2 separate regions of the Homo sapiens genome follow, and region 2 is linked to region 1. A link is a loop called in an ENCODE intact Hi-C map of the cell type or tissue named here. Cell type or tissue: PC-3. All regions are shown on one strand. Links, peaks and the distances in the headings refer to the core of each region. The heading gives the core; the rest is flanking DNA.

What was found. Peaks named below come from ENCODE experiments on the same cell type or tissue, not always from the same donor. Only the 100,000 strongest peaks of a DNase experiment are listed, where the experiment ranks them.
Region 2: a loop joins it to region 1, with 5 times the contacts of the local background. A loop is called at or near these places in 2 of 110 quality-filtered maps.

The regions. Positions count from the first base shown.
Region 1 is chr14:28,769,316-28,785,840 of GRCh38, forward strand. FOXG1 (forkhead box G1) reads left to right here. Exons shown (of 1, transcript NM_005249.5): 1 at 1-962. LINC01551 (long intergenic non-protein coding RNA 1551) reads left to right here and starts at 3,389. Exons shown (of 3, transcript NR_026731.1): 1 at 3,389-3,540; 2 at 4,045-4,118. LINC02282 (long intergenic non-protein coding RNA 2282) reads right to left here and starts at 16,472. Exons shown (of 2, transcript NR_135255.1): 1 at 16,295-16,472; 2 at 14,176-15,652. RefSeq lists an enhancer at 4,976-5,475. In PC-3, for the core only: no CTCF peak of the experiment used is centred there; no DNase peak of the experiment used is centred there; H3K27me3 peaks cover 7,783 bases.
Region 2 is chr14:29,527,960-29,544,484 of GRCh38, forward strand. No RefSeq gene overlaps it. Among named protein-coding and RNA genes, the nearest start is that of PRKD1, 390 kb to the right of the region's middle. In PC-3, for the core only: a CTCF peak has its summit at 9,111 (motif pointing left); no DNase peak of the experiment used is centred there; H3K27me3 peaks cover 2,893 bases.

The DNA.
Region 1 (16,525 bases), core at 58-8,057:
CAAACAAAAAGGAAAGTTGTTTCAGTTGGCAACACTGCCCATTCAATTGAATCAGAAGGGGACAAAATTAACGATTGCCTTCAGTTTGTGTTGTGTATATTTTGATGTATGTGGTCACTAACAGGTCACTTTTATTTTTTCTAAATGTAGTGAAATGTTAATACCTATTGTACTTATAGGTAAACCTTGCAAATATGTAACCTGTGTTGCGCAAATGCCGCATAAATTTGAGTGATTGTTAATGTTGTCTTAAAATTTCTTGATTGTGATACTGTGGTCATATGCCCGTGTTTGTCACTTACAAAAATGTTTACTATGAACACACAGAAATAAAAAATAGGCTAAATTCATATATATCTTGATACTTTTGTCTCTTTTATTAAGTAGAGCTAATTTTTTAAAGACCAATCAACTTATAGGGAATTCAAAGGCTTTTTCAGCCAAACTAAAATTTAAACTGCTCCTTTAATTTGAACTGACTCTAAAAATGAAAATAGTATTTTTCCCTTTGTGAACAAATTTTACAAGGAGCAGCCTATTTAATAAACACTAGCTTTAAACAAAGTATAGGCTTTTCAGCTGATACCTGTAAGTTTCTGTGGATATACAGCAAAAAGAGATATAATTTAATTTTCTGTGCATAGCTCTTTACCCTGTGTTTATTTCCAAATCCATTAATAGAATGCCATTTATATATTTTGTTTCAGGTATATTGTTAATAGAGCTTGGCAAATTATAAATAAATATATGTATATGGTTAGATAGAAGTGACTATAATGCACACATATGTAATATATATAGACACACAGAGCCCTTCAGTTCAGGTACAATTTGCGCTATGAATGCTGCAAACATTTTTGTTTAAATATTTGTATTTATACTTTCTAAGTCAGCATTTATTTTTGTGGCTGTTTACCCACAATGAAAGAGTTCTAATAAAGATGTGCTGAAGTTGCAATATAGATTTTGCTGAAGTGATCACCTGTTTAATGACTTGCAGATCAATGTTTATATTTTATTTTAAAATTATAACAATTTAGAATTCTAGATATTCAGAAGTAAAATGCCTCTTTTTTTAATTTTTACAATGTAGAGGTATTTATTTGATTCCCTTTTAAATGTCTGTGTAATTCAATCTAGAGATTTGTTCCTTTTGTTTAGTCATAATTTTAACTTTCCATATGCATATGTATGCATATACTGTATATGCGTATATATGTGAGACAAAATGAAAACATTTTTTGAATTGTTTCAGGCAGCCCAATCGCTATAATTGCAGAAAATAATTAGAAAACCTTAGTAAAAGGTTTAGTAACTAATTGGATCCTGTGGTGAATCTGTGGAGGACAAGTTGTTCATTTGTTACAATTGTATAGTCTGAAATGTGTTCTGCAGTATTGGAATAAGCTGGTTACTTCTTACAATGGGCCCAGTGAAAAATAATCTGGCCCTAAGATGTTATCAGCAAACACTTAGACAGTTGCTCAGGGGGAGGAAAAAAAAAAAAAGCCTAAGGGAGAAGCAAGCTTACTGGAATAGATTTGAAACTGAAATGCTGAATACTTAATATTGGAAAATAGAAGGGGGTGGACTGTGGAGTGGAGAGAGGGAAAGAGAGAGAGAGAGGATCTTTATGGTGAAAAAATAATTACCACCAAAAAGAATGCATGAGAGAGAGAGACATAAGGTGAATGATAGAGAGAGAGAAAGGCCTAAGAAAAATATATAAGGGCCAGGAAAATTAAAAGAGCTGGAACCAAATATACACAAATGGGGAATGGACAAAAATAAGCCAAGACAGCTAGTTTAATTATCTCCTTTAAGCAATTAGACATGATTTTATTTTCTTAGTATAAAAACAGTTTCACCAGAGGTCCAAATTTTCTTGAAATTTAAGTTCTTCAGAATGAAGCATAAAAATATTTCACAAAAAATTATTGTGTTAAAAGTCAAATTTATGGCTGATATTAAAAATAGTAATAAAGTCCAAGTGAATGGTTTTATGCAAAGGAAATCCCCATTACACATTTTGAACCAAAATAGCTCAAAGAGAGACATGTGTCCAAGCTGAAAAAAAGGTGATGATTTATTGTTTGCTTTTGCCATGGATTTTATTTGTGGAATAAGAATGTATTATCACAGGGGAAACATAGAATTTTGCTTACCAAACGTTAAAAAGAAAGTTGAACTCTTGTGCTAAGGTAAAGGGGTATAGATATAGAAGAAAGTTTTCCTGCATGAGTATTTTTTTTGGCCACATTAAATAAGTATACTTATTTGTATTTATAAGTGTTTATTTGGGTGACAGATAAATAGAATTTTAATGGCAAACATCATACTTTGAAGTCAAGAGTAAAACTGATTTCTTTGAATTCATAGAAACGAAGTATTGGAGTGGGAGTTCTGCTTGGACCCATGTCCAAATTACATATAATGGATATGACTAGAAGTTTGTTAGGTGTACTAGACACGAAGGTGGATATATGGAGAGAGAACTTTGTAAAGGCTTCCTGAAGCCCAATATGAACATCTCATTTCCCTTGATCTATCTTATCATCCCTCAACTTATCTTCTCAAAAAACACATGACAGTCTGGCATGGCATATAATACATTTTTGCATCGAACGGGTTGTAATGTTGTGTTATTTGTTGTCTCCAACTTTGACCGTTAAAATTAGTTTATGTCAGAAATACACTTCAAAACTTTTGAGGATTATTTTCTTTCATATTATAATTGTTTTTAATAAGATGAAGGTTGTCCTTTGTGAAATTTTGGAACTGAAACTGATCACAACTTAAAACTTGAAATCCCAAATTAAAGTTTATTTCCAGGTTTAAAGTATTTTACTTGAATTTGTCTGTTGTAAAGTTAACAAAAAATATTAATATGTAAAACACTGAGAAAATGATGTAATTGAACTAGAGGAGTTAAAGTATTATTTCAAATATGTTTCTTCAGCCTGTTACAAAATTGGGAACCAAGTGAACATGAAGTCTAGAACTAACAAGGTTTAATACAAATATCCTTATGGTCATGGAAGCCTTCATGTAGTTTATGTGACTTGCATAAAATCAAAGGCAGAGAGGCAAAAATTTAGTCTCATAGTGTATTGATTTTAATATATATTTAAGTTGGTGCATATTTCACCCAAATACGTGGATAAATTCAATATATTTAGAAGTCTATAGAAGTGTAGTTTTTTAAAAAGTGTATTTTCTACAACATTGTTGAGGAATTTGCATGCACTGGGAAAATTTTGGTTTTGAGAAATTAATTTTATGAACAGCTAAAGTGGTTGGTTGTGTTTGAGACTAAAAGCCTGTTGGAGAATTAGACTAACAAAGGGTGAAGGTGAAGATCATTAGAGGTTTTAGAACTGGCTGAGATGGGTTGCTGGGGTTGTGTAACTGTGCCTAGAGGGCGGGGTTCCTGTACATTCCTACTTCACCAGATAACCTGCCCCCAACACCACTTCAGCTTCTGCCAGACAGATGGAACTCTCCAGCATGAAAATCTGCGCAGCCATTCCAACAAGCAGGGTAGGTGAAACTTGAATTAAAATTCTCCCCTCTTTATTTTTCTACTTAAGTCCAGATCCTGGAGATATGGAAAGAATAGAGGTCATCTAGATTCTCTCTTTTGGGCACACACGTCTGCATTCTTCCTAAGAGCTACCTACCTGTAAGAGTTAAAAGGTGCTAGAGATCTTTCCCAGTTAGTACTTCATGCTAGATTTTCTTTTGCGTGCATTTTTTTTTTTTTTTTAAGATTTCTTTTCTCTATACCAATCATTCCCCTTTTCTATTCTCCCTTCAGGGCCCTTTCCCCTCAATCACTAGCAGTTAAAATAACCCACCTCAGATTTTGGCTCCCAAAGGCACCCATTCCCCACCCTAGCGGTCAGTTCTAGGGACCTTATCCTGAGGATGTAGGCCAAGGGGGCTCCAGGCTGGCAAATAGATGATGTATTGTTATGTTTTGTGCCTCTTGTCTCCCTCCCGATTTCTACTGTGTTTTGTTTTTGTTTTTCCCCACCACCTAAGGCTCTGCCTGAGGTTGTCCGAAGGATGCCGAGGAAAAGGATATCAGGACTGGAATGGCTCTTACAGCAAGATCCGTAAGTGAAAGTGCTTTTCAGAGGGGAAGGGGTAGGGTAGGGAATATGTGTAACTGACTGCTTTGGACTGAGTTTTAACGCCTGACTTTGGGGTCCTGGCCTTAAGTGTTCATCTTTTCTTAGAAAATGTTAGCAGGCTCGCTACCAACAGACGTAGCTGAAAGGATGCATAATTTTTTTCCACGTTGACAGAAATCACGGTGAATCCCCAGGTCAAAAGGATGTAGACACGGCAAAGGAACATGGAGAGAAAACGAGAAAAAATTATACGGAGAAGGGGTAGTGGGAGACTGAAATAGGTCCTAAAGTGTAAATTAATTCATTTCGTGGAAATATGATTTCTGAGTCTTATGGTTGCTACAGGAACTTCCGGGACGTTCTTAACGCTCAAAGACAGGTTTATTAGCTATCCTTATTTCAGTTAAAGCTCTTTGCTCCAGAGCCAAGAACCTGCTTCTCTCTAAAGTTCTTCTTTGGATCGCCCTTCTCTATTTGCACACTAACATAGCCAACCTTCCCCAGAGCTGGCCCTCCGCCCCCAGCTCCTTGGCCTGGGTCACACCAGGGTCCCGGTCGGATTTAGCCGGGCTGCTCCGGGTCGGGTGAGGCACTGGGTGCGTGTGGGAGTCTTCTCTTCTGTCTCTTCGAAAGACTAGGGAAATGAACACCGTTCTGGGCTTGACTTTGTCCCTGCTGGGAATATCCCAGTTCCTGGCTTTGGAAATCTCAGGCAAATAATTGATTCTTAATGCACACTTAGGAGACGTCGGTAGTACGCTCGAGAGCCTCTCTGTCCCAGAGTGGCTGAGAGCACGCGCCAGACACAGGTTGGCTCGGCCCGAAGCGAATTTGGGACTCTCGTCGCGGTGTCCTATTAATTAGCTTTTCCCGGCGCCTCAGGGACTCCGGGGTGAAGATGGAGAGGTGGCATAATGGCGGGACTTGAAGTCGTTGTGGCAGGGACCTGGCAGCGTTGTTTTCTCGGGTTTTGAACCGGTGTGGAGAAGTAACTTCAGCTGCTGAGTTGGGGCCGCCCTGGCTGCGCGGTGGCGGAGGAGGAGAGGAGAAGCGCTCTCGGGACATTGCGGCGGCGATCCCCGCAGAGGGTGAAGCCGGGCGCTGCGCAGGGAGCAGCAACATGAGGGCGCTCTTGCCCAGGACAAGCAGAGCTGTACGTTTGGGTAGCTCATATTGGCTGATGCCAAGAAAAGTGACTTCAGAACCTTGGCTGGCGCGCTTCCCTACCTTTTCCCTTTCTTCTTAATCTTCTGTGTGCCACCACCTCCCCCCAACCTTTTTTCCCCTCCCAAAGTTGTTTCCTTTTGTTTACCCGGTGCGGTTTCAGATCTCAGCACTTCTCAGCTAGTAGATAAAATTATTTGCTCTGTAATGGACATCTCTTCTCCTCTCCACTTGTTACCCCACTCGCCCTTCGCTTTCTACCCCATTTTGCTTCTCTCTGCCCAAGCCTGTGGTCCAAGGTGCAGGGATCTCACAGGAAAACAGGTAGCCTCGGGGTGGGAATTCCCAGAGCACTGAAGGCGCCGGTTGTTGGCCAGAGGGAGGCCGGGACTCCGGTGGGCAGAGTACCCCGCGAGTGCGGAGATTTTCAGGCTGTAATCTTCAGTCTGGGAAAGGCGATGGGAAGGAAGGGCGATGCAGAATAGAGGTGGTCCACTTCTGACTCCCCCCTCACCCGCCCTCCCCTGCAAGTAAGACTCAATTTCTATGATTCAACACCGCCTTCACCAGCTCCTCTATCAAACCTTGAGGTAGGCAGACATTCTGAAAGTGTTGTGATCAGAAAAGGCATTTAAAATGATAACAAATAACTCACAAATTATGTTTGTGAGGGTGGGAGGGAAAATAAAATGCCCCATGTTTTTTTCGTGGTCTGTTGCTTAGCACATGTAATCTTTTTCCCTATCTTCGGTCCTATCTTCCCTATCTTGCAGAAAAGCCGCTAGGAGGAAAGCATGTTGGACATTTACAGATTTGAGATTCGTGTTGGAAAGAGAGGGAGTGTTTAATTAACAAACATATTTGGGTGTTCATTTTCGGCTTAGGTTGAATTTGCCTACTCCGCTGGCACTCCCAGAAACTGGAGTCCTCGCTTTCAACTTTATTCCTCCTCATCTCTTCCTATTGTCTCATTCTTTGAATCAATGCGTTTAAGGTGAAAACGTATCTTCCTGCGTAGACGTTTTTGATTCCGTTGATTGAGCACGAAGACTAAAATCTGTAATGGGGTTATGGAGACTTGTCTCTCAGTTCTTTCATTTTCTCATTGCTCTGAAATTTAATGACCTGATCATTGTTGTTTGAAGTTAAATTATCTGTTAAATTAGCCCTAAATAATAACTGATGATATTTTCCTTTTGGATTCGGTTGCCCTTGAATTCTTGGCCCTGGATGTGAGAGAAGTCTGAGAGAGTGTTTTGTGATACAATATTATAAAGACAATCAAAATCAATATTTGTGTGCCAGTGATATCACATAGGAAAAAATCCCTTTCAAAGTAGCTGAATTTCATAAAGAAGACATTCTTTTAAAGGCTTGTGCTTGAGAAGCCTGGATTCAAGAATGAATGTAAATAAGCATCTTTGTTGATGAAGAAAAAATATGAGCACTGTATTTTCATTACTCTCCAGAATCTAAATATTCAAACTCATCACATACTGGTGCTTGCTAATCTAAATCAATTCGGCCTTCCAGGGATACATATTCTCAAAAAGAAAATTTAACTTTTAGCAAAATCTAAAACATTGTTTCAGATGTGAATTTCTAGAAATCCAAAGTATATTTATTTCTTTGAGTCAGATACTAGTTTGTTTTGCAATCATTATATGAAACAATATTGAAACAATGCAGTTTTTGTTCTCCTTGCTTGCTTCATGGTGCTTCCATATACAAGTATAAGTGTGAGAGCTTCCATAGTGTACTGAGGAAATGACAACTTATTTTTTTTTAACAAAAGGCCCAAAGAATCTTTAAACCAAAATGTACTACAGTAGTTGAAAAAGATCTTTAAAAATAATAAGCACTATTGTGTGTTTTTCCTATTAAAATGTGCTGAATGAATAATTAGAGGCTGGGATAAAGGTTGAAAAATTCAGAGCAAGAATTAGGTGGTAATTTTATTATTTGATACTTTTACAATTTATATAATTAATGATGTCATTTTAAAGTTTGGCAAAGCTTTTGCAGAAAAAACAGTACTCCTCCCATCCCATCAGAAATACACTAGAAGGAATAAAGTACATTCAGGTAGAACTGGCAGAAAGAATTTTTTTTCCAGTAGTAGTAGTATTAGTGGAGTTGAAAAATATACTTTTAATTATACATTGCAAGCTCTGATTGCAGGTTAGAAAACTAAAATCGATCATTCCTACATCAATAGTGTTGTCTATTACTACATTGATTTGTGTTTATTTATGCAGAGACTTTCAGTTATTTACTTACATATTTCAGCATCTGCCTCTTGATTATTATCGTAGGTTGCTTTTAATGAAAGAGCTTATATAGGAAGCGAAACACACTTGACAGATCCATTTTAAGTAAACCTGATAGTGAATTATGGCAACCCAAGGAGATTATGAAATTACTTATTCATACTTGCTTTTTAGCAATTAGGAATCTGTTTCTGATTAAAACCTCATGCTGCTTGAAAACTTCCATTCTTTTCTTCATACATTGTATTGATGTGCTTCAATAAAATAGAAAAAGATGATTTTGTGATGTCAGATATAATAGAATGAAACTGCTAAATGAGCTTGGTTGTCTTTTTCCATTGGCATGATGAAGTTACCCTCATAACAATAAGCTGGCCATTGGGTTTATTAATGCTGTTTATGAAAAATCAAGTAGCAATCATTTGAATATAGACATGTGTTTTAAAACATCTATTAACTCTAAATTATGCCAGGGGTGCTTAGGCTGAATGAGACAATCTGGAGTTCTTGAGTATATAGTTTATATATATACTCATATTTTGTATTATTTAGCATTATGTGTGATTATAACTTACAAAGATAGACATTTCTCTTGAACTAATATCTCACAGGAATGTTATATATCAGAATTCATTTGAACAAATAGGAAAACTAAAGACCCCGTAATGTGCCTTTTATAAGCACAGAGCAACAGTGGGATATCGAGATGCGTTAATGTCTGTGCCTCTCTTATCACCATTACAATATATTGAAAGATAACTTTAAAATTGAGAGAAAAAAGTGACCTAATTTATTGAGGGCTATTTAATGCTCATGTTATAGGACTTTTATTGAAGTCTGGAGGAGTAATTCTTCCTTGTTAACAGTGTGGATACATTTAGCAAATACTGTTAACAGCCCTATTCTTCATCTTTTGCGCCAAGCAACCACCCCCAGTCCGTGCAGGAATATAACAATTTTTTTTTTTTTTAGAACGATAGGGCCTTGGGAGATGGAAAAGGAATTAATCTTCTCACCCTGGCGAGTTTTCCTGAAACTACTTATCCTTAGCGTCAGCGCTGTAAGAGGTGGAGCCGCTCAGTCCCGCGGGTGGCTGCAGACAGAAGGTGGGCGAGTCCTGGGACTTAAAAAGTTTTGCAGAAGGTTGAAAAGAGGAGCAGAGGGAGAGTTTTGAGTTTATTTATTTTATTTTCCTTTTTTTTTTTTTGTCTTGTGCCAAGCCCTTGAAGTTAACGTAGCGACGACGTGGTCCTTGTAGGACCAAGCATTCTTGGCATTCTGTCGAGATTGAGATTCCAGAGCATCGGATGAACGGGACTTATAGCTAAGGCGTACTCACCCACCCCTCCCTTCGTCTTTTTACGCACGCAGCAACTCGTCCTCACGTGCATAGGGGTAGTGGACAGTGTTGACTTGAATTGCTGTCCCTCGTTCCAAGCCTTTCCTGTGAATGAACCCGAAAACACTCGACAGGTCGTGAATAATCGTTTTAATGAGTGTGCAAAGCGTGCGACGGGGTGCACCGAGCTGTCGGGTTAAACAAACAACTTGTACCCTGACCAAATCCGATTGTTAAAGTGCAAAGTGATGTCAGTACCATTTCCATTGCCTTTCGGAAATCCACAGATCTGACACGCGGGAGTCCAATTTTCCCCATTAAAGAAAAATAACAATATTTTTCGACCGTGTATGTGATCTTCTTTAATATTAATCTGAGCCAAACAAAACCTCATTTGGAGAATCAGAGAATTAGTCGTGTCTCTCTCAAAGAACAAATTGGAAGAAAGGAATAAGGAGAAAGAAATCAGAACAAATATAAAATGTCTGAGGGATAATTTCTTCTTGATAGCTCACATATCACTGCTGATCAATGTTGTAAAAATCTTCCTTTTATATATTGCTTTATAGCTCACTAAAGGCAGATGTCAGGTTACTTGTATCCAAACAACTGGACTGGTAATTTAGTCTTGTACTAAGATGGAATTTGTAGACCTGTAAGGGCTTTTTCTATCAAATATTTAACGAAAATATTTGTTGTTTGTATATTAGCCTGTGAGAGAATAAAGGTATAAGTCGTTTGCACATTTGTGCTTTCAAAGAAAAGAGTTTGGAGGAAAGTAATGGAAAAGGAACCCTATTTGGCTATTATCTAAAATCATAACAAAAAAATACAAATGAGATTTTCACTGATTATACCCTCCCCCTTTTTTTGCAAAACTACACTGGAAAATATTTTCTTTCTCATTCAGTAAGAAGACTTATTTGAAATCAGTCACATGTTCTCCCTTCCTTTTTGATTCTTTTATCTTCTTTCATAATTCCAAATATTAAATATCACATGAAGATTATGAAAAAAACTTCAAAAGATTTTTATAAAATCTTTTACACATTCCCTCTAAAAAATCTGTGGAAAGAAGAAATGTGTAAAATATTTCCCCTACCAGCATTTTTTATATATTCACAATTCAAACAAAATGGCCATGATGCTTGGAAATCAGTATTCTAGTGCCACAGATCTAGCTTCTTCAACTCAGTAACAACATAGGGAGACCAAAGCTTATATTTTTGTTGGATTAAGTATTATATAGTACATATTTTCTATATGAAAGACAGAAAATATATGATTCCCTGCAATCTGCAAGGTTATTTGTTCTCTTTTAATTGTAATCCATTTGGAGAAATGAAATTTTAGGGATATAGTACACTTGAATGTGGAAGCTCAGCATTTACTCACTTAACTCCTATTGGCCATAATGTTATCTACATATCTGTGTCTGTCTGTTGTGACCATCTACTTCACATACAAATATGTCTATATACAACTGATAGCAATTAAGAGAGTTAATTCAACTAAAACATACAGCTGAGGTATTTGAAAGAGTAAGCAATTTTTTATGTAAGTCATTGTAGTTATGTTATTGTGGTTGCTAGTTTTTATACATCTGTCAATTTAGCACCAATTGGATAAAATGGAAGAGATTGAAATTCAATTTCCATCATCAAAACTTGGAAAAGACAACCAGGGTTTTAGGACAGTGTTTTTGTTTATTTTAACTGTTCTCTAGTAAATATCCGTATCAGATTATCAATTCAGAATATCCTTTATTTTGTAGGAAATTTAACAGAAAAATTAGTATTAAATCCTAGGGGCTTACAATTTTTAATTGTTTTAAATATTTTTGGGTAGGCAACAGACTGTGCAGTTTTTACCTAAACAGATTTCTTCTCTGTGGACTGGAGTTGAGGAATTTCAGGAGTCACTCAAAGAACTGCATCCATTTCTGCTTTAGATACACAAACAGCAAAGCTAGAGGGTATGTCTGTTTTTGTGTGTATATATGTAGTTAAAGAACTATGCTATCAAAACATTAATTATATTTGAAAGAGAACAGAGCATGTTGTGAAGAAAATTGCAATATTGAATTTATATTCCACAGAATCTGTCTGAGAGGGCTGAAATTGTATACCTGTCTTATATGATGCACCCTCTTCAGAGAGGTGCCTAACAAGAGCAAAGAGATGAAAGAGTCAAACTTGGAGGGGAGTGATCTTAAATGTTTGGTTGGTCCTGAGCAGCGGGAATCCACATGAAAATGCAAACCACATGAAGAACATACATGGGATCTTTGTTCCCTGTCAACAAAAACAAATAGAATTTTTTTTTCCTCTACCAAGCAAATACAGAATAATCTTAGCTGAATTTGGGGGAGGGGGAGTGACTGAATGACTAAGAAAATTTCAGTTATCATATTTTTTTATCCCCAAGTCCTATTTATTTCACAGCTGCCAAATTTTATGTCCAAAATTTAGGTTCTTTTCCTCCCAAATCCTACATTAGTATGAATCATCCCTGATCATTTTTAGTTTTTGGCTTAATTACTAGTTTTCAGCTTTAAATTACCAATAAACTAATTAATCTGACTAATCTTTCTAAACTTCTGTTGAATAGTATAATAGCTGCAACAACAACAAAAATAAATAACAAAAATTACAATAATGACAAAAATAAACTGTTAATAATAATAATGCAAATAATAGCAGAAACAATTTTAAAATAATTTATCTGGCTGACAGGATGAAGATGTAATCCATTTCAGTCTGAAATTTGTGGTTCACAGCTGCAGTCAGGCATTTCTCTGATTTCTTGTTTCACTGGTTAAATGGATGATCTATTCCAACCCAAGTTTCCTAATAGAGACTCCCTTGGTCTAATATGGTATGTCTTTTTAATGGCACTGAGTATTTTTGTATCCACTCCCCTTTATTGCTATGGACATGCTGCCCTGCAGATGACATTCCCAAATAAACCAACCTTGGCGGGGGGCGGGGACGGGAAACTGGGTGCGGAGGCAGACATGTGAAAGGATTCTTGGGTAGAAGGACCAGGTGCCTTCTGACTGGAGCCCTGCTGGTGAGTGGGCAAGTTGTCCTATTTGGGAAGCAAGTTCACAGAGCTGAGGAGTTTGAGAAGGGCTGAGTCACTGAGGTTCCTGTGAGTCCAAAGTGATCACTGGCCCTAAGGAAGCCAGCCCATAGGGCAAGACATAAGAAGTAGGAATTAGATCCCCCAGATGAACTCTTTTGATTCCTTTAGGGATAGAGAGACATAAAGAGGATAATGAAGTGAAGGCAGTATACCTGGAGGGAAGACAGCAGGTTAAAGATGTTAGTAACTGGTGTTGGTCTGGCAAGTAAATCTCAGCCCATTTCTTCAGGAGAAGGGAAAAATGCTTTTGTGAGCTGTAAACTTGCCAAGGTTTATTGTTTAGGTGAAAGAACAGCCATCAGTTCCTAGGACTAGGCTTGAAAGTATCTGCCAGCGAGTCTGTGTCTGCAGTAATCCAACTCTCCTCTCAGCCCCATGTTCTTCTCATCTCATGAACCCCCAGGCACCATTATCCCCCCAAAAAGAAAATGAACGAAAATTAAAAAATGGATTGGGAGGGAATTAGACTCAATATTTATCAGGAAGATACTGAGGTGAAAGCAGGTTGTTTTATAACTAACTTCCTTCTTTTGTGAGAGGGAAAAGAAAGCTGGTTAGGAGAGGAAGGGTGATTATGAAAGAGAACAGAGACTGAGACAGAAATTCTTTGGCAGTCCAGCAGCTAAGGCCAAAGGGAGAAGGATCTTAGCTATAGAAGGACAATTTTAGGTCAAGGAAGAGTAACCATTGAACATATTTTCTTTGTTCTGTTTACTTGAAAAGTAATATAGCCTAGTAATGTATGTAAAAGCAAGATCTGTACACCTTAAAAATTATAAAGAGAAAGGCATAAATATCAAAAGCAAGTGTTATCCTTTAGAAAATTTTAATGAAGATATTGTCTTCAAACTTATATATACACACTATCCCAAAACCAAACAGTAGTTGAAGGAAGAAAGGGGGGTGAGGGGGAAAGGATACAACTTCCCTGCTGTAGTACCATGCATCTGTCTTTTCACCTTTCACGGCAGGGAGGCTGAACAATCCTCTTTCATTTCATTTCTTCCTAGTCTTTTCATTGTTAAAAGTATGAGAAAAATTCCAGCTCATGAGAATATTATTTCACTAAAGATCAGCAAAGAATGAGGAGCTTTCATGATAAATTCTCTGAGGTGATGTTCAGTCTTATCTCGCCTAAGTCTGCAATGGGAGAAATGCAGCTCTGGCTGTAACTATGTATCAATCTATTCTTCAATGATACCCCCAGGCTTTCTCACTGCACTAATCATAACTACTAAATTCACTCCAACTCTTCTGGAAGTACAGTTCTGCAGCTTGAAATCAAACAGGAGCTTTCCATATAAAATGAAATTCTAATTAAAATAGTATTTTAAGAAAAATACTGTTATTATGATAGTTTCATCTTTGTTTGAATTGTTCCTTTGATTAAGAAACAAACATTTGTTTCAATAAGAAAATGAAAAGAAATCAGCACTGCCAGTAAATGTGGCCTTCAATCCTGTTACATTTACTCCCGACTGGCTTTTGAGAATTTATTTTCCAACATTTTGGTTTTAATAGTATATAACTGAGAACCTCCAACTCAACAGAAAAATGCATAACTAAAATAGTGTAATACTTTTGTCATGACAGAAAAAGAAACAATAAAAGCAGTTATTTCAAAGTAGTAAGTCATGCAGACACTATTACACATGCAGAGTTTATGGACCCATTTAACAAAATTAATATGCTTCTATATCCCAGTATCTTAATGACTGTTTAGCTAACCAGATACTTAAACCATATATTTAAATGCTTATGCACCTATATTACATATACCATGCTGCATATGGTTCAAATATGTATGTTCTTTACAGAAACTGAAAGCTGAACAAATAGTAGTATTTCTAAGTTTTTGATTACTCATAATTGGGATTTACATGCGATCTATAAACACTGAAGGAAAGCCAGAACCACTACATTTTGCTTAGATTACATTATGAATCAAATAAAGGGTTCTTTCTGTCTTGGGGTGTGCAAGAGTGAGGAATTTAGGGGTTGATAGAATTAAGATATATATTTTTTTTTCCGTAAGTCAAGATGCAGTAATTTTCTTCTTCTAACATTCTACTACTAAGTAAAATAAACATATACAGTTTCAAAAGCAGGAGCCGTAAGCCCAAGTCAAGAGATGATATTTCAGAAAAGATATTCAAATGAAGCTCAATAACATTTTTTCCAACAAAGAAAATTTCAAGGCAGATACAGCCAGATCTGTTGCACAAGTGGCAAAGCAAAATATTTTAGTAATGGGCTGTAGGGGGATTTAATGGACTGACACTCTGAATATTTAAGAGTAATATTCCTTTGAAGAGAATTGCATGATCGTCTATCAAGCTCCTTAAAAGGGGTGAGGGAAGGAAAGGTTTGGAGGGTGGATTATGTCCAAGCATCTCAGCTATTGCTAGTGGTGAAAAGATATGACCTGGGTAGAATGGGAAAGGTTTTGATGACATGAGAGGATCTGCAAGAGTCTATTGGCCCTATCATGTTTATTCTCTTTTAGGTACACATTTCAAAAACATATCCTTTCCAACAGGCTCTCGTTTGCAGTCGCGGCTTCACAGACAACAACCAGCTTGCATTCAACTGTGGTCCAATGCATCAGTCTAGTTTTAAGAGGAAAACAATGGACAGGAAAAATAAAGTTGCAGTCTTATCAATGAAATTCTTATTCTCAGTTGGAGAATAGGGAAAAGGGAGGCTCCAAAACAGGGTGATGGGAGGGGAATAATAACTCTTTAGGTGAGTTTTGGGAAAATGCTAAGTAAAATGCTGTTCAGAAATTGGGATTAATCGAGCAGTTTAAATACAAATCTGCCGGAAATTGGAAATCGTGCTCTGTGCGAATGAAAATGAAAGACTTTATGCATATTCTAATTTTCTCTCTTTGGCTGCTATTTTAGAGGAAGAGACTTCTTTTGCTGATGGTGGGACTTTTTTGTTCTGCACAGGAAATGTGTAAATGAACACAAATGTTTTTTCTTTTGCCTTTCCATTCCTCTCTTCCATTCTCCCCTCCCCCTTTCAACAATCTGAAGTTGTTAGGGTCCGCAGTTCTGCCGCCACCGATCCCAGTGTTACTTCCCATTCCCAGGATGTTAGAGGGCAGGCAATGTAGGCAGGACAGGACAGTTAGGGCTCCTCCGGAAATTAGACCTTTGGAAATCAATGCAGAGTTTCTATTACATTTCTGGACATTCAGAGAGCTAGAGGATGAGAAAGACTCTTGGTTGAATATGATGAAAAATCATCTAGATGAAAAATCGTCTAGAAAGTCATTTCCTCTCAAACCGAATTCTCAGTGACAGCTAGGTGGAAGAGAGCTTAAAAGTGATTTTATAAACCACGCTGTGAAAACCTACTGACGATCAGTCCCCTGTCCAAACACTTTTCCTCCCACTCCTTTGGGAACATACAGGGATGGTGCATTTTAATTACATTAAAACCAGCAAGAAACTCTTGTTTTATTCTGATGTAAATCAGTCACCTAATGCTGAGAAGGACTGAAGTGGCTCATATGGTCGTTCTGTGTTTTGTAGAATACGTAGGGGACTCCTGAAATGTGTGGGATGTAGGTAGGGGCGGGAGCGACTCTGTGGGGAGAGAAGGGAGAAAAAGATTGAGAGAAGGAAAGAGAAGTGTATTTGCAAGGCAGGCTGACAATTTCTCAATTAATTTGGGGCAGAGACAGAAAGACTCCGAGTTTCTAGCTTCTTTTCTATACCTCAGATAAAAAACTGAAGACAGCCTTATTCTAACAACTCAATTTAAAAAGAGCCCCCCTGCGTACGTCCCCGCACCCCTTTCGCCCCAGCGGCCGCTCACAAAGCGCCACCCGCGCCTCGGGCGCCCGCAGAAGCCGGAGCCAGTTCTCAGCCCTGATCGCCGCCAGCCGCCCAGGCTTCGGGGAAGGAGGGAGGGGAGAATAATGCGCCCCTCTTTCAATAAACGCCACTGCCAACCACTCCAACAGACACACTTTCGGTCCCCCGCCAGAGCTCCGGTGCCCCCGAGTGACCGCTTTCTGCGATCGCGTCCGCCGGGACCCCGTCCCTCTTTCCCCTTCAGTCTTCAGGGAGGGGGAGGCGCTCCGCATTAGCGGGGCAGTTCAGCAACCCCGACCCCACCCGCGTGGCTCCAGGCCCAGGGGTCCGTTCACTTCCCCGTCCGGTTTGGGGGACGCCAATTCGCCTAAGAAAACCCTGGCAGAAGAGCGCGGACCCTTCACTACAAACCTCACGTCAGGGTTACAGCCACATTTAGGAACCTCTTCGGAAAAGCTGAGAAATCACTGTTTTGCAAAAAGCCTTCTGTACTGTGATGGGGCTTTGTGGTGAGAGGAACCTCTGAGAAGCCTCGTGCGGCTTGAGTTTAGAGTCACGCCCTGCCCAGCGACATTCTCCCGCGCACGGGAGAACCTGCACTTCCGGTCTCCAACCCTCGCGGGCCGTGACTCTTCCCCTCCC
Region 2 (16,525 bases), core at 4,818-12,817, 760 kb after region 1:
CTCACATTTGGTTCATGAAGCTTTGGATGAACCCATTGAACACTGATATTTTAGGAAAGTATTTCTTACTGTTGAAAGTATAATTGGCCATTCATTACTTAGATGGCCAGCTTCACAGTGGTTTGCACCCATTTGTATAACTTAAGTAAATGCATAAATGCTTCCTTTGAAATGACATAAAACCTAAATCATTCCATAAACTAATAAATGATAGTTGCTCGCTATCTTGTACACAGTTAGCTTTTTATTGGTTAAAAAAATGTAAGTGAACATCACAGATGCAAAATGTTTGTTGTTAAGAATGTGTGTTTACAGGTGTGGAATACCCTAAGGATGGGTAGAACTGATACCCTGCTGCAGGTGCAGACTTTAATAAACAGGAACTTGTCTTTCCTCTAATCACTTCTCTCCTTTATCATGCTTTTGGATTATCTCAATTCACATTAAGTATCACTTGTGCATAAAGCATATACAGTGTACTATATTTATTTAGGTATACATGTGACTAGATCTTCTATGAATAAAACCCAAAATGCATTCACATGAGAAAATGGAGTGGTTTAATTTAAATATTTTAGGAGTGCTAGAATACTAATAAACATCTGGAAGAACAGATAAAACTAGATAAATGTTTAGCCTTGTTATGAGTAACACACTAGCATACGATTAGGTTTATAATGGTTGTAATTTAACAAAACTGTTGTATGAAATATTTTGTTTAGCATTCATTAAAAACTGTTAATGCACTTGTGTTTTTCATGGACTAAATTTTTTGCAGCAGACGCACGTTATTAGTATAATACAAATATGCTAAAAAGCAAACAGTTTGGTGTTAAAATGTTTTAAGTAGAATTGTGAAAAGAAATTTTACATCAATCTTTATTTTTTTTCATTTTTACAGGGAAAATTTTACCACAAATTCCATATTTTAATGATATTATACCAACTCTATTTTTTAAACTCATTTTGTCACTGTTTTGTAACAGAAACACTGTAAATATTATAGATGTGGTAAACTATTATACTTGTTTTCTTATAAATGAAATGATCTGTGCCAACACTGACAAAATGAATTAATGTGTTACTAAGGCAACAGCCACATTACATGCTTTCTCTTTCACAGTAGGCAGCAGAGCATATGGTTTTCTCTTAATGGAACGCTAGCTTCTCATTAACATACCAGTAGCAGTGTCAGAACTTACAAACCAGCATAACAGGGAGATGGAAAAACTTATAAATTAGACCCTTTCAGTACTATTGAGAAGGAAATGACTGATGTTCTAAGGTACAATATTTAGCTAATACTGTGCCCTTTTCTGCACCTTCTTTCCACAAAAAGAAACTTTTTTCTTATAATAAATATAAATATAAATATTGAAGTGCAAGTAATTTTTACCCTGCTTCTAAGAGTGATTGGCACCCTGATTTTGATAACTCTTCTTAAAAATAATATTTCATTGCCTTTTTGCTCACAGTATGTTTCAAACAGCTGTATTTTCACCATTCTGTTTCAATACAGAGAAGCAGTTGAAATACAAAACTAATTTTCTTATCTTCCTAAAAGAGGAAATCCGTAAGGTAAACACAAAACGAACATGGGAAGGAAACCCTTTATTTTCTGAAGGCTAAGGCCTACCACGCCAATAGCAGAAGTGGAGCCGCCAAGAGGTCATGATTGGTAGTGAAGGGAAGAGAGGAATTGTATTTAATCCCTATTTCACCGCGTGTGGTTTAAATCATATTTAGCCATCTCATAATGATCACAGTGATTTAAATTGATCATCCAATTTTTTTTATTTTTTAAGCTCCTTCTCATTCAGAATTCAGCCGTATTTGAGGAAAGAACATGTCAATATCATGTCTTAAAAGACACATTTTAAAAGTTAAACCTATATGTATGACCTAGAAATTATACTTACATATAGATAACAAAACTTCACATTCATGAATTCCATAAACTGAAGTAGCTTTTATCATCTTCATTTTATTTATTTATTTATTTTTTGAGACTGAGTCTCACTGTGTCGCCCAGGCTAGAGTACAGTGGCACGATCTCGGCTCACTGCAACCTCTGCATCCCGGGTTCAAGAAATTCTCTGCCTCAGCCTCCCGAGTAGCTGGAATTACAGGCACTTGTCACCACGCTCGGCTAATTTTTGTATTTTTTTAGTAGAGACAGGGTTTCACCATCTTGGCCAGGCTCGTCTTGAACACCTGACCTCGTGATCCTACCGCCTTGGCCTCCCAAAGTGCTGGGATTACAGGCGTGAGCCACTGCGCCCAGCCTATATTTTTATATTTTTATAGCATTCACTTATAATTAAATAATTGAGTGCTATAATAGTGAAATATAAGGTTCTGGAAAAGTTGACCTATGTTTCAGGGTTATTGGAAAGTAATTGCCAGAAATAAAGCAGATGTATTAATCCTCTGATAGCCAAAAACCTGAGGAGATAACAAAGTGAATTGGTGATTCTTTCCAAATACTTTAATGTCCACACTAGTTCAAGTCACTGAATGAAAAATTTTCCTTCTAAAAGTCTAGCCATTTATAATACTATGCTCTTTCTATGAACATGTTCGTAGGTGTATCTTTCAGAGCTGCAGATCACAATGAATGACAAGAATAACTTTTAAAAGAATGTCAGGAATATATTAATAATACAAATATTATTTGACTCAACCATAAAAGCATAAACAAACTTTCTAATCATTATTATCCTGCATAAGTAATACAATAATATATGTATCATTCTAAAAACTTATTTTCTCTTTGAGGGAGCTCAAAATTTAGCTGAATTGTGAGGATTATTCAATGTGAGCATATTTGTGACTTAGCTCATTTTTTGTGAATACCTGAAGACACAGAACCAGGAATCAATAATGCGTAGAAAGGTATCCAGGTAACATTCCCAGAGGTATCATCAGCCTGATCTTCTAGGAGTTGAACCCCAGCGTTTAAAATTTTGGAACTTACTTATTTTCCTTTCACAAAGACAAAATTATTAATTCTGTTCACAGAAAGTTATTTCTCTTTTCCTTCCGCCATAAAACATCACAGTATGTTTATTTCATAAATCATTCTCTTTCTCCCCTTGCCTCAAACTTTGCCATTATCTCTAAGACCCCTTTGGAAACTAACTTAATAACTATTATTGATTTGGGTCCAGTGCAAACTATTCACTTAAGGGTGTTTCTACACTTTCTGAGCAGCAAGCAGCCAGATAACCATGGCCCATTCTGCAGATTTAATTTGAGTATCAACAGATCCAGATTTGGTAAGCATTTTTTTTTTCTTTTCTTACCAGACTCCAAGAGAGCCACAGGAAATAACTGGCACTGGCTGCTTGGCATATCCCTTTCCTCCATTTTGGTAATTTCTCTATAACCCTAAGAAAGGTATGTGAAAAGTCATTGCCTCTCAGTGTGTGTTTCAACACCACTGAATCAGGAACATCTCTGCATACAGGTGTTAAAAGAAGCTTCCACCTCATGACTAGCATAAAACTTAAACCAATGGTTGTTATTCAGCTGAAGACAGTATCAGTGTAAAGTGCCACCGATCTGGTCACTGTCTCTGGGAGGCTGCCAGAGCTTCTGCATTGGCTTCAGGGTGTCGTCTGTGAAGGAAGCCAATTAAGATCACAAGATAGTGGCGGGTAATAATAAACTTCTAATGATGTTCCTGACTGAAAAGAGGTAATTAAAATGTGTATATGGATGACCCCAGCTTCTGTCAGTTCAGTGTAGCTGTTATGCTGACAATGTCCATGTTTTGTTTAGGAAGAGGAGTTAGTGTTGTCTAAAAACAATGAAATAAGCAATTTAATAATATAGAAAGAATTGCTTTGGAAAGGCACACTAGTATCAATTTTGTCGCATCCCTGATAGGATTTAGCTGACTGCTGTCTCTTGACTCGTCGATATTTTTTTGTTTTGGTCCCTGGCTGTAACTTCTCCTTCCTCCATCTCCATTCTCCTGTTCCCCAACTCTACACTCCCACCCTCAATCCCCAACCCCAAAATGGGCTTTTTGGTTGTTACATTTCAGTAGGAGTCATTCTTATCTTCTGCAGGTGCTTCTTGAAATCAAAGACTTGTTTTGAAAAGAAAGGCAATTAATTAGATAGCAAAGGAAGCCAGTCCTCTTATCACCCGATCTGGTCATGGACATAGTGCTTCACACTTTTTCCATTCCCTAACCCCACAGCTCAAAGCTTTCCTGTACACCTGCTCTACTCAGCTCATCAATTTTCTGTGAGCCAGTTAAGTTCCTTTAAGCCTATCCACTGAGAGGTGGTGATAGTTCTCCAAGAAAAAGATCGAAAAAGAGAAACAGAATGCTCCTCCAGGCCTTTATCTTGATCACACTGTTTGTTTTCACATTGATGTCTGTAATGAAACAAAGAGGATTTAATCGTGTTAAACAAAAGCCTGTTGGTACCCAGAGGAAACTCATTTAACTCTACTTCAAGTCTTGGAGTTTCAGGTTTCTTGTCTTCCTCTCTGTCGATCCACCAGGCTGAGTTTCTTACCTGGGGCTTAAAATTGTGAGGTGTGAAACTCTTCTTTTGTTTTGACAGGTGCTCTTTGCTAAACATCAGCCTAGCCTTGATGGTGATAATACACAGAAGGGGGAAAATAACTTCAGAGAAGCTAATGACTGTACTTACTCAACTTTTACCTTTAATAGGTTTTGTTAGCTTCTCTCTTTGGAGTTCTTTAGTATAAAGTGGAAAAACAAATTGGGCTGATGGGAAGTGAGTGTGAAAAGATAGTGGTAGTTAAGAAGACCCTGGAACCACCTGCATTGTGGAACTCCAAGAAGGAAAGAAAGGTGAATGGGTTTGAGCTGCTCCTTCATCAAGGAGTTAGTTGGCAGGGCCTGCCATCATTAAGTCTTTGTTTTTTTAATGGTTTAATAGATTTAGGGGGTACAAGTGCAGTTACACGGATATGGGACATGGTGAGGTCAGGGCTTTTAGTGTAACCATCACCTGAATTGTGCACATTGTACCTATTAAGTAATTGTTCATCCACCTTCCCGTTATCCTTCCTTGTCTCCAGTATCTATCATTCCATTCTCTATGACAATGTGTATGCATTATTTAACTCCGACTTATAAGTGAGAACATACAGTATTTGACATTCTGTTTCTGGATTATTTCACATAAGATAATGGCCTCCAGGTCAATCCATGTTGCTTCAAAATACATGATTTCATTCTTTTTATGGCTGAGTAGTATTCCATGAGCATTATTATGTCTTTCTAGAGGAAGAACAGACTCTCAAGTGGCACTCATAACTTTACATTCGACCAAGGAGTCTTCAGGCATGATTCTAATGTTAGAATGCCAGACTAGTCATCAAGAGAGTGGGAGACTCCAAACTAATAGAACTTCTCTCTTATCCCCAGAAAGGGGTCTCTTTGGATAGAGAGAGAAGTCTCGAGGCCCCTCTCATTGGCTTGAAACCATCGTGATGTGTTCCTTTGCTGACTGCTCTTCTGCAGTGTTTCCAAAACAGCCTTCCTGCATCTATTGAAAGCACTGGTGTCCTTTATTCAATCTCTACCTGCTGTTACCTTTCTCTCTGTGCCTCCTAACCTTGACCTCATTCTGGTGAGGAGTGGGAAATCCTTTCTACAGACACTGACAATCAGTTATGCTGACCACGCACTGTGAAATAAAGACAGCTGACCCAAATTTTCAGGCGGTGTCAAATTGTGGTAGTTTTGAGCTTTGTCATCAGCCCAAAAAGTTCCATTGTGCCAAAATTAAGGAAAGAAAATTACCTTCTCTTTTTGCTTTATAAAAGCCCAATCTTTCTTCATCTTTGTTCAGACAGTGGTAATAGGAGTAGGGTATCGACTTCTCCCAGAAAAAAAAACTTAGTGCTTACAAAAATTTCCCGTGTAATTATTAGAGAGTTTGTATGGATCAGTGGTTGAAGGTGGGCCTAGAACACCTGAGTGATTTGGAGTAAATCTTGTTTGTGCTGCAGAGTTCTCAGGTTTAAAATGTATGTGCAAGAGCAACAAGATCATAGGATTCTTATACACAATTAATTAAAGTAGAAAGTGTAGAAGTCTCCTTAAGTCGTATGCTGTGCTCAATACATGTTAACCATCATTGTTTGCAAACTTCATAGTCAAGGCTGGCTGTTAATGCACTGAGCTTCATTGCCTTCATCGCCTTCATCATGTATTTCATCTACAAAGCACTGGTTTTACTTGTTTCCCAAAGGTTTGGGGAAGTAGCTTCTCTTTTCATTGGGTTTCCCAAAGGGTTTTGCCTCCAGTAGCCATTCCATCTTCTCAGCAAGAAAATCACTCTGATTTCTCCCATACACACTCTTATCTCTAAAATAACCGATTGGGCTATTTATTCTTTCTCTTTTCTCATTCAAGATCATAAAGAAGATGAAATTATATATTTGATTTCAGCCGTTTCTGGAAGATCAGAAGATTTCATCCTAGAACAGACCTAGAAGGCAGAGAAAACGAACAGGAAGCTGCAGTTCCCTTTTGCATCGTTATGGTCTTCACAATTTGGCACATCTCATGCCTGCGCTGGGAATCAGCGTCCTCAATCTTCCTTGTCTTTCTTCTTTCTCTGTAGCTAGTATACCACGAAAGTAGATTGCTCGTGAATGTTGCGTTTTGCTGCTGCCTCATATCTGGAGTTTCCGTCTTAGAGCGAAGGCTCATCTTTGATTCTGGGTCGTTTTTGTTGTTGTTGTTGTTGTTGTTTTGTTCGTTTGTTTGTTTGAGACAGAGTCTCACACTGTCGCCTGGGCTAGAGTGCAGTGGCGCGATCTCAGCTCACTGCAAGCTCCGCCTCCCGGCTTCAAGCGATTCTCCTGCCTCAGTCTCCAAGTAGCTGGGACTACAGGTGCTACAGATGTGTGCCACCACTCCCAGCTATTTTTTTTTTTTTTTTTTTTGTATTTTTAGTAGAGACGGGTTTTCACCGTGTTAGCCAGGATGGTCTCGATCTCCTGACCTCGTGATCCGCCCGCCTCGGCCTCTCAAAGTGCTGGGATTACAGGCGTGAGCCACTGCGCCTGGCCGACCCTGGGTAGTTTTTATACCAAAGCTTAGTTCGTTTCTTACAGTTTCCTGAAAGTTAATTATAACTGGCATCTTTTTAGAAGGTAACAACTATTTGTTAGAAGAGTGAAGTAGATGAGAAGGCTTAATTTTAAAAAGGGCTAATAACTTCGGTCATTACTCCTCAGCTATAAGAAAATAACAGAAAATAATAGGAAAACTGGCCGGGCGCGGTGGCTCATGTCCATAACCCCAGCACTTTGGGAGGCCTAGGTGGGCGGATCACCTGATGTCAGTTCAACACCAGCCTAGCCAACATGGCGAAACCCCGTCTCTACTAAAAGTCCAAACAGAAAAAAGAAAAAAAGAAAAAATTAGCCAGGTATGGTAGTGGGCGCCTGTAGTCCCAGCTACTCGGGAGGCTGAGGCAGGAGAATGGCGTGAACCCGGGAGGTGGAGGTTGCAGTGAGGGGAGATCGCGCCACTGCACTCCAGCCTGGCGACAGAGCGAGACTCTGTTTCAAAACAAATAATAATAATAATAATAATAATAATAATAATAATAATAATAGGAAAACTGCAAATCTGGCTAGCTGATTTCCTTCCTTCCTTCCTTCCTTCCTCACTCCCTTCCTTCCGTCCTCTCTTTCTTTTTCTTTCTTTTCTCTTCCTTCCTTCTTTCCTTCTCTTTCTCTTTCTTTCTTTTTATTTATTTCCATTTCTTTCTGAAACAGAGTCTCACTCTGTCACCAAGGCTGAAGTGCAATGGCGCAATCTTGGCTCCCTGCAACCTCTGCCTCCTGGGTTCAAGCGATTCTCCTGCCTCAGCCTCCCGAATAGCTGGGATTACAGGCGCCTGCCACCACGCCCAGCTAATTTTTGTATTTTTAGTAGAGACGGGGTTTCACCATGTTAGCCAAGCTGGTCTCAAACTCCTGACATAAAGTGATCCACCGCCTCGGCCTCCCAAAGTGCTGGGATTACAGGCATGAGCCACCACGCCCTGTCAAATCTGGCTGAATTCTTAAATCGAATGTAGTCATGTGTCACCTAACGACAGGGATGTTCTGAGAAGTGCGTCACTGGGTGATTTCATCCTTGTGGGAACATCATAGCTTGTACTCACCCGAATCTAGATGGTGTAGCCTAGGACACATCTAGGCTATATGAAATAGCCTATGTTACCGTACTGAATACAGTAAGAAATTGTAATGTAATGGTATTTTTTATCTAAACATACCTAAAAATAGAAAAGGTACAGTAAAAATATGATATTATAATCTTATGGGACCATTGTAGTATATGTGGTCAGTAGTTGACCAAGATGTCATTCATTAGATGGCACATAACTGTGCCAGGAATTAAGAAAGAGGAGACAAAAAGAAGAAGAAAGAAAAAGTGGTAACCCTGACTCTCGCCAAAACAGGATCACACTCATCCCTTGTAGACCCACTTTTTCATGATCTCGACATAATATCCTATATTTGCTTTAAAAATAACAATAATCACAAGAATAGTGGGGAGCGGGAGAAGAGAAGAGTGTGAAATTCAAACACCCATTATCTATTTTGAACAATTCAAATTGAATAGGCCTGAAATTGAAATGGGTATTGTGGCAGTAGTCTTAATGCAAACTTAATGTTTAAGTCCTTCTCAAACTGTTTTTAAAAAATCTCCAGCATTATTTCATCTCTGACAGCTGAAGCATTCAGAAAGACTATTTGTTTCTCTAACATCCTTTTATTGGGGGGTGGTGCTGGAAAATATATGGATCAGCCCATTTTATTCCTTTAAATGTAGTCTTGTTGTTTTTTATAATGGGATTTTAATGCAGATTTATAGGGGATTTTCTTGCAACAGTGATTCAAGCTAACTTGGTATTCACAAAATGAAGACTAATACAGAAAATTCTTTTTCTACTCTTTCTTCCCAAAATAAAAATTATTTGATTTGAAAACAGGAAGTTTTGACTTTGGTTTTTCTCTTTCCTACCCTGTCTGGACACAGTGAACTTGACTGGTATTTGAGGGTACAGAGGGCTGTAAAAAGTTCACATATGGCACACAAATTATTTTGTTAGGGTGCCATCTGCTGGTATCAAACAACCAGAGCATATTTTTTCTTAAAAATTAATTATTTTTTCTATTTAAACTAGACTTAGAAATTTGACTCAAATAACTTTTTGTCCTTTCTCATTTAGAATTATAGTATAGACTATTTTCAAATGGTTGTCTGATGCATAATTCTTAAACACTCCAATATGGTAATAAAATAAGGTATAACTTTATTCTTAATTTAGGAAAATGGAGGCACAAGGCATTGCTTTGACTTACTGGTTCCTGACCTGTTTGGATTCAAGTTTCTTTTCTTTTTTTTTTTTTTTTTTTAGTTTCTATGTCTCCTTTGACATTAAAAATTTTTTTTGTCAAATTTTCCCTACAGAAAAGCAATTTAATTGTTGTGTTTGTGATTACATTGGTTTCAACATGCTTTATTCATCCATTTGCTAAACTTGGTCTCTATGCCATAGCATAAGGTGCATGCACAATTTGTTGCTTTTTTATAAAGCTAGCTTATCAGCATAGCCTTTATCATTTGTGTTCTATATTAATGTTGATCCCTGGTCTTTTCCCCACCTGCCTCTATAAGTGGTAAGGAAAAGCAACTGTTCCCCTTTTTAAAAAAAACCTTTACCACCTACTAGTTATATGTCCTTGAGCAAGTCATTTACTTCCCTGTGGCTAAGTTTTCCTTATCTGTAAGTTGCAGATAATAGCAATCACCCCAGAGTATTAAGGAGTTATTCTGAGTGTTAAAGGAAATCACAGGTATAAAGTTTTAGAATAGTGTCATAACATAATAAACACACAATAATTGTTAACTGTTTTGTCACAGTTGTTATTTAAGCATGTCAAAGAATATTAATGAGAGAATCATAACTTTACAGTAACTCCTGGGATTCTTAGCCTCTTTAGACTGAGAGATACAAAATGAACGTGTGTGTGTGTGTGTGTTTATATTTTGCAGTAGAAGAGCACACTATTATTTTCCTTACCTTCCCTCTGTCCCATTCTATGAGTGCTTAATTGACATGAAATCTCAACTTCCTAAAATTTTGTATAAACCCTTCCATAATCTGACTGTGTACTTCTTGTCCTTTATTTCTCCATATTCTCTTTTTCAAATACTGTGTTTCAGCCATAATGAACTTCCCAATTGCCTGAGTGAATCATGCTTTCACTCTTCAGGCCATTGTACATGCTTTTATTTCTTCTGCCTGAAACACCTCTCCTCTCTACCTGGCTGCTGTGTCACCTGTCACTAGCTGATACCTTCTTTATCTCTCAGCTTCCATGTTAAGAAGTCTTCAGCCAGGCACAGTGGCTCACGCCTGTAATCCCAGCATGTTGGGAGGCCGAGGTGGGCAGATTACCTGAGGTCAGGAGTTCGAGACCAACCTGGCCAACGTGGTGAAACCCCGTCTGTACTAAAAATACAAAAATTAGCTGCAGGTGGCAGCAGCCTTTAATCTCAGCTACTCAGGAGGCTGAGACACCAGAATCCCTTGAACCTGGGAGGCGGAGGTTGCGGTGAGCCAAGATTGCACCATTGTACTCCAGCCTGGGCAACAAGAGCGAGACTCCTTCTCAGAAAAAAAAAAAAAGGAGGTCTTAACATATGGATAAGATAATCCCTTTCATGGGCTCCAGTAATATTCAGTACTCCATCTACTCCAGATTGGAAGGGGTAGGGTCTAGCTAATGGATCATTATACTCCTAGCTTCTAGATCATTATCTACTTAACAATTATAATGTAATAAAAATGTAAATGCATAATAATTAATTCAATAGATACAGGCTGAGTACAAACTTTCTGCTAGGTACTTTTCTAAGCCCTGAGCAAAACAGACAGAAATTCCTGACTCTATTGAGTTTAATTCACTCTATGTTTTTGCCTCAGTTTTTCTGTTTCTGTTCAAGGCCACAGAAGGAAAACCGACATGAGAGAGTGCAGCACCCTGGGGCTCACAAGGAGGGGAGCTGTTACTTTCCCTGCCTCTAGAGTCAAAGGGAAGAAGTAGCAAGGTGTTTGTCTGGGGAAGACCATTTAGTGGAAGCCCTGGCCCTCATTAAGGGGATTCAGTCTGCATGCAGTGTCCTCTAAGAGCGGGGACCCAGGAAATCAACTCAGACATCTCTTGCTTCTCCCTCCTTCCTTTTCCTGCTGTTTCCCTTAATGGGTTGAAGCCAACTGAAGCCAGAGGGCAGGAAGCCCAGGTAAAGTAGTCTACATAGCTCAGCCTCCTGCAGCCCAATATAGGGGTCAGGATCAGCAGAGTGGATCTGGAAGGACAAATGGAAAATATTCAGCACCAATTTTGATAAGAACTCTTAAGTTGTTTTCTTTTAGTTTCTGAATTATTTTGTAAATGAAGAGTATTTGTAGGGCCAGGTGCGGTGGCTCACGCCTGTAATCCCAGCACTTTGGGAGGCCGAGTCGGGCAGATCAGGAGATCGAGACCATCCTGGTAACACAGTGAAACCCCTCTCTACTAAAAATACAAAAAATTAGCCAGGTGTGGTGTCAGGCGTCTGTAGTGCCAGCTACTAGGGAGGCTGAGGCAGTAGAATGGCGTAAACCCAGGAGGTGGAGCTTGAACTGAGGCGAGATCATGCCACTGCACTCCAGCCTGGGCAATAGAGCAAGACTCCGTCTCAAAAATAAATAAATAAATAAAGTATTTGTTCAAATAATTGGCGTTGTGTGTGTGTGTGCTGCACCTGTGGGAAATTAGGGCTTATTTTTATAAACCCACCCCTTTTAAACAAATATTAATGTTCTGTATATTTGAAGGCTTTTTTTGGTCAAATGAGAGATTTAGGCAATCTAATATGAATGAAGAAATTTGTTCTAGATTGTGCCTTTGAGGCTCATTTCAGAACTTTTAAAGGAAAAAAAAAAAGATTTGAAATTCTGTGATTGTGGAAGAACTATTGGTGATGCCAATCGTTTCCATCATTTCTGAGGCCCTCCTGGAACTGCTGCAGATGCAGTCATGGGTCTGTGCTGTAGCTCATGGCCCGAGGAGTAGGCCAGGGGAAAGTAACATAGAAACAGAAAAAGGTTACTGAGGTCCCAGGGCTACCTTTGAAGAGATCAAGATGTCTTTTTAATGGTGGAGGTTCAATCTGAGTGTGTCTGAAATCCAAAAGCACAAAAATCAAGGACCTCGCATTAACCTCTGCATCATACCACCCATTTTTCTGTCATGGGCTGTATCATTTTCCGTGAAAATCTTATTAGAATTTTGCTTGACAAGGCTACTATAACATAAGATTTATGCTTTCACAGGAAGTACTATTTTCAGTCATTTATAACTCAGGTGGATACACTTGCTGTTAGGTAAACTTATTTTGAGAACGATTTAGTTCCTTCTTTCTGTAACCCCACCTTTACACTTCCCTGTCCCTAGTTTAAATGTTAATTAGTTTTTCTAATAGTTTGATACTTAACACCAATCATGTTCCACATTGTGGGGGTACCAGCTTAGATGACGTCTTTCCTTCTAGGGGTTAAAATACAAACATATTGAGAACAAATATGATATCTTATAAATTTGGTACTGTACATTTTTCTTAGAATTGTCTTGTTCATTTTTGAAATTAGATTCTCACAATATTCATTGTTGTGAGATTCTGACTCCTTTTAAAAATAAGAAAACAATGAATGTAAATGAGTTCCCAGAACAAATCAATGTATACATTGAGGATCTATGGCATGCACCCACTATCTGACAAATAAACAATGCTCATATGAATGGCCATATCTCTGATAGTTCTGACCTACTGTACCTTTGTTTTTTGAAGCTTTTAGGTTAAAATCTACTTGAGGGCCAAATCCTCACTCTCTAACTTTTTGTCTTTTCTCATTTAGAATCATAGTATAGACTATTTTCAAACGCCAGCACAGTGCCAGCAAATTGCGTGTAGAAAGTCAATAAATACATATAGGACAGATTTTTTTGCAGGGCTATTTAAGGATAACCAGGTCTCCAGAACTATTTTGAAATACTCTGTGATTCTAGCCTTAGCACACTACAATATTATGTTTTCAACTGCTAACAATGTACAAAGATGTAGGTCAATGGAGTATATTGAATGTTTTAGGAAACTTGGCCAGGGTTAGAACTCTCCATTTGATTAGATTTCTGGAAAGAGGATTCAAGTATGTTTAGCTCAATTGCACAAAAGAACATGTTTGCATTTCATATTTTAGCTAAAATTTTACCAAGAAATCAGACACTTTGTTCATCTTTAACAAATAACCTTTTTAAAGGTGACCCTGTGCAAGAGAGTTTGGTCTCTTCACAAACAAAATAATCTCCTGATAAAGAATTCAGGGTTGATAATGAATTCCTTTATACATGTAATTAATGAATAAGAAATCTAATATTCTGTAATAAATGAATAAGAATAATGATAGTGGTAGGGGGTGGGTGGAGGATGGAGGAGAGAGTGCTGACACATGAAATACTGACACCAAAAGCAGACACTACCAACTCTAGGCAACCCACAGCTTGATGAATTTATCCAATGGCAGAGATTTCCAAACCAAAGCAGAACCTTCCAGGGTTTGCCAGACTGTGAACCTCCACTGCTGGACTCAAACTTGTCCAGGCTGGAAATTGTCTTGTTATTGCTTCTCTAAGAATCCCCAGAGAACATGGGCTCTCTATAAATTTATCTTTTTCTTTTTCTTTTTCTTTTTTTTTTCCCTAGACAGAGTCTTTCTGTGTTGCACAGGCTGAAGTGCAATGGTGTGATCTCTGCTCACTGCAACTTCTGCCTCCCTGTTTCAAGTAATTCTCCCTGCCTCAGCCTCCAGAGTAGCTGGAATTGCAGGCACCCACCACCACGCCTGGCTAATTTTTGTATTTTTTAGTAGAGATAAGGTTTCACCATGTTGGCCAGGCTGTTCTTGAACTCCAGACCTCAAGTGATCCACCTGCCTCAGCCTCCCAAAGTGCTGGGATTACAGGCGTGAGACACTGTGCCTGGCCCTAAACTCATCTTTTATACAACAAAAAGAAAAGAATAAACACACCCTTTGGTCTTATCTTGGCTATAGCAAAACATACCAAGCAGAATTAAACTTTTGTTTATCTTCATACCCTCTGCAGAGAGTATATGACCTTTGTTACACATAACAGGTTTTCTCAAAACACCTCGAAAATGAATGCATGTATCTAGGCCTGTGTGTGTGTGTGTGTGTGTGTGTGTGTGTGTGTGTGTGTGTTTACAAAGATGAGAAATCCAGTTAAACTAGTTCAGGAAAAAATGCTTATTATAATAATATAATAAGCTCATCAAAATGGAGTACAACTAAGTCATATGCAACCTGAAACTAGGACAGAAACCTCTTCATTAATTGAAGCAGCTACTTGTCCATCTGTTTTGGCTTTTCATATTTGTTTATCTTTCCCCAACTCTCTTTCCTTCCCTTGCTACCTCCTTTCTCTATAATTCTCTCTCTCTCTTCTATATTCACCTATTGCTTAAGTTAAATGCTACGCTTCCTGAATATATATTGTCGTTTCCCACAGTTTGCAAATGTTTTGTCACTGATTTATGCCAAACCTCCTAAAGTATATCCCTAATTCTAATACTGTTGTAGCAGGACACAATTTTTTCCAGGTCCCAGAAACCTTCATTTTTCTATTAAAAAAAAATAGCTTTATTTCCAGACCCTGACTCATATTAATCCTTTATGGTGAAAGGTAATGACTCCAGCCCACCTCTGGGTTTATACTATACACACAAACAGAACAAGGGAGTCTCATACATTCCTAAATTATAATACCAAGGCAAGAACACAGTATCTGGAACTGGAAATTTGTAACCTTCAAGCTCAGTCTTCTACCCTACTTTTTTAGACCACTAAAAGTTGAAATATTTTCACTATCAAGGAATAAAACCATGCCAGGTCAAATAGGCACTGTTCTCCCAGCTCACCTCTGCTTCTCTACCACCTAGTGATTGCAGACTGCAAAGGGGATAAAAATTACTACTCTAGATTAACAATAATAATAATAATAAATCCTTCTTTAAATAGATATATAATCAGCTTTGAAGATTTTTCAAATATCGATCAAGTTCCCAAGTAAAGGGTCCTGCCTCATGGAGTGTTCAGAGAAAAATAATTGTGGATATTTTCAGTCATCTCTCAAAGGCTCTCAATTCTAACCAAGGCTCTTCCATCTCAAGTAACACAGACGCCAATCAAGGTAACATAAAAGAAAAAAAAATGATCATGGCACAGTGTTAATAAAGAAAAGATAATAAAATTGGAGAAGAACTCTCAAGAATCTTGTTTGAGATTAGCCTCATGGAGGAAGGAGACCAATCTGAAGCTACTCTCTCCTCTTTGAATGCACACAGGCTCTCTCATCTCTAAGTATCTTTCTCTCTTTCTATCCTGACTGTTCTGCTTCCCTCTGAGCCTATGCATCAATTGCACTGGGGATGACAGTGCAAAGATGAATAGGACAATGTCCCTGTCCTGTGAGCTTAGAGACCATCAGGGATAGGATGATAGATATACAAGGACAACTCAGCACCAGTTGCAATGTTGCAGAAGATACAGTGTTCTGCAGCGATGCAGAAGATAATGTTCTACAATGTTGCAGAAGATACAGGCGGTAGGGAAGACTAAAATGCAGGAATGGTCATCTCCATATGGGCAGAAGGCAATGAACGTTTTAATGGGTTTCAAGGGAGAGAGAATATTTACAGGAAGCCTTCAAGATAGCCAGGTATGGTACAAGGGAACCTAGAGAAATAGGCAAAATCCAGATCATGGATGTCCCCATGTGACATCCTAGGGAAAGCTAAGGGGACTCCACAATCTCATTAGGATCATGGTCATTCCAACAGCAATGTGAGAAATAATTTGTACCTAGGCTTAAATACAGATCATGAATCCTATGGTCCTGAATAGCACTGTCCAGACAGAGACAAGAAAGATGCAAATCCAGGAAACTGGGAGTCAAGGATAAGATGAATATAAAGAGGGGGAAGTAGGTTGCACTTAGTACTGTTAGTGACTGACCACAAAACCGCAGAATTCTAGGTAAGCTTAGCAGGTTGATCTCCTTAGTCCCAATCTTGTGATGGCCTCTCATGACTGACAAGGGTGAGTGCTGTCCAGGTCTTCCCATTTTCAGACCATGAGCCTCTCCTCTATTTTCTGCATCATGTCCAAGTCTCAACAGTCAGAAAAAATTCTGCCTGTACCTCATTCTCAGTTTATCTGCCATTTCTGCACCTCTCTGATCATTTTTACACTCCCTCAAATACCCCCACCCGGCTCTCTTTTACACTGTCTACCCTATGAATGCCTTAGTCCTGAATTCTAGCTACAAAGTTTCTTTCTTCCTTTTTTTTTTTTTTTTTTTTTTTTTGAGACAGAGTCTT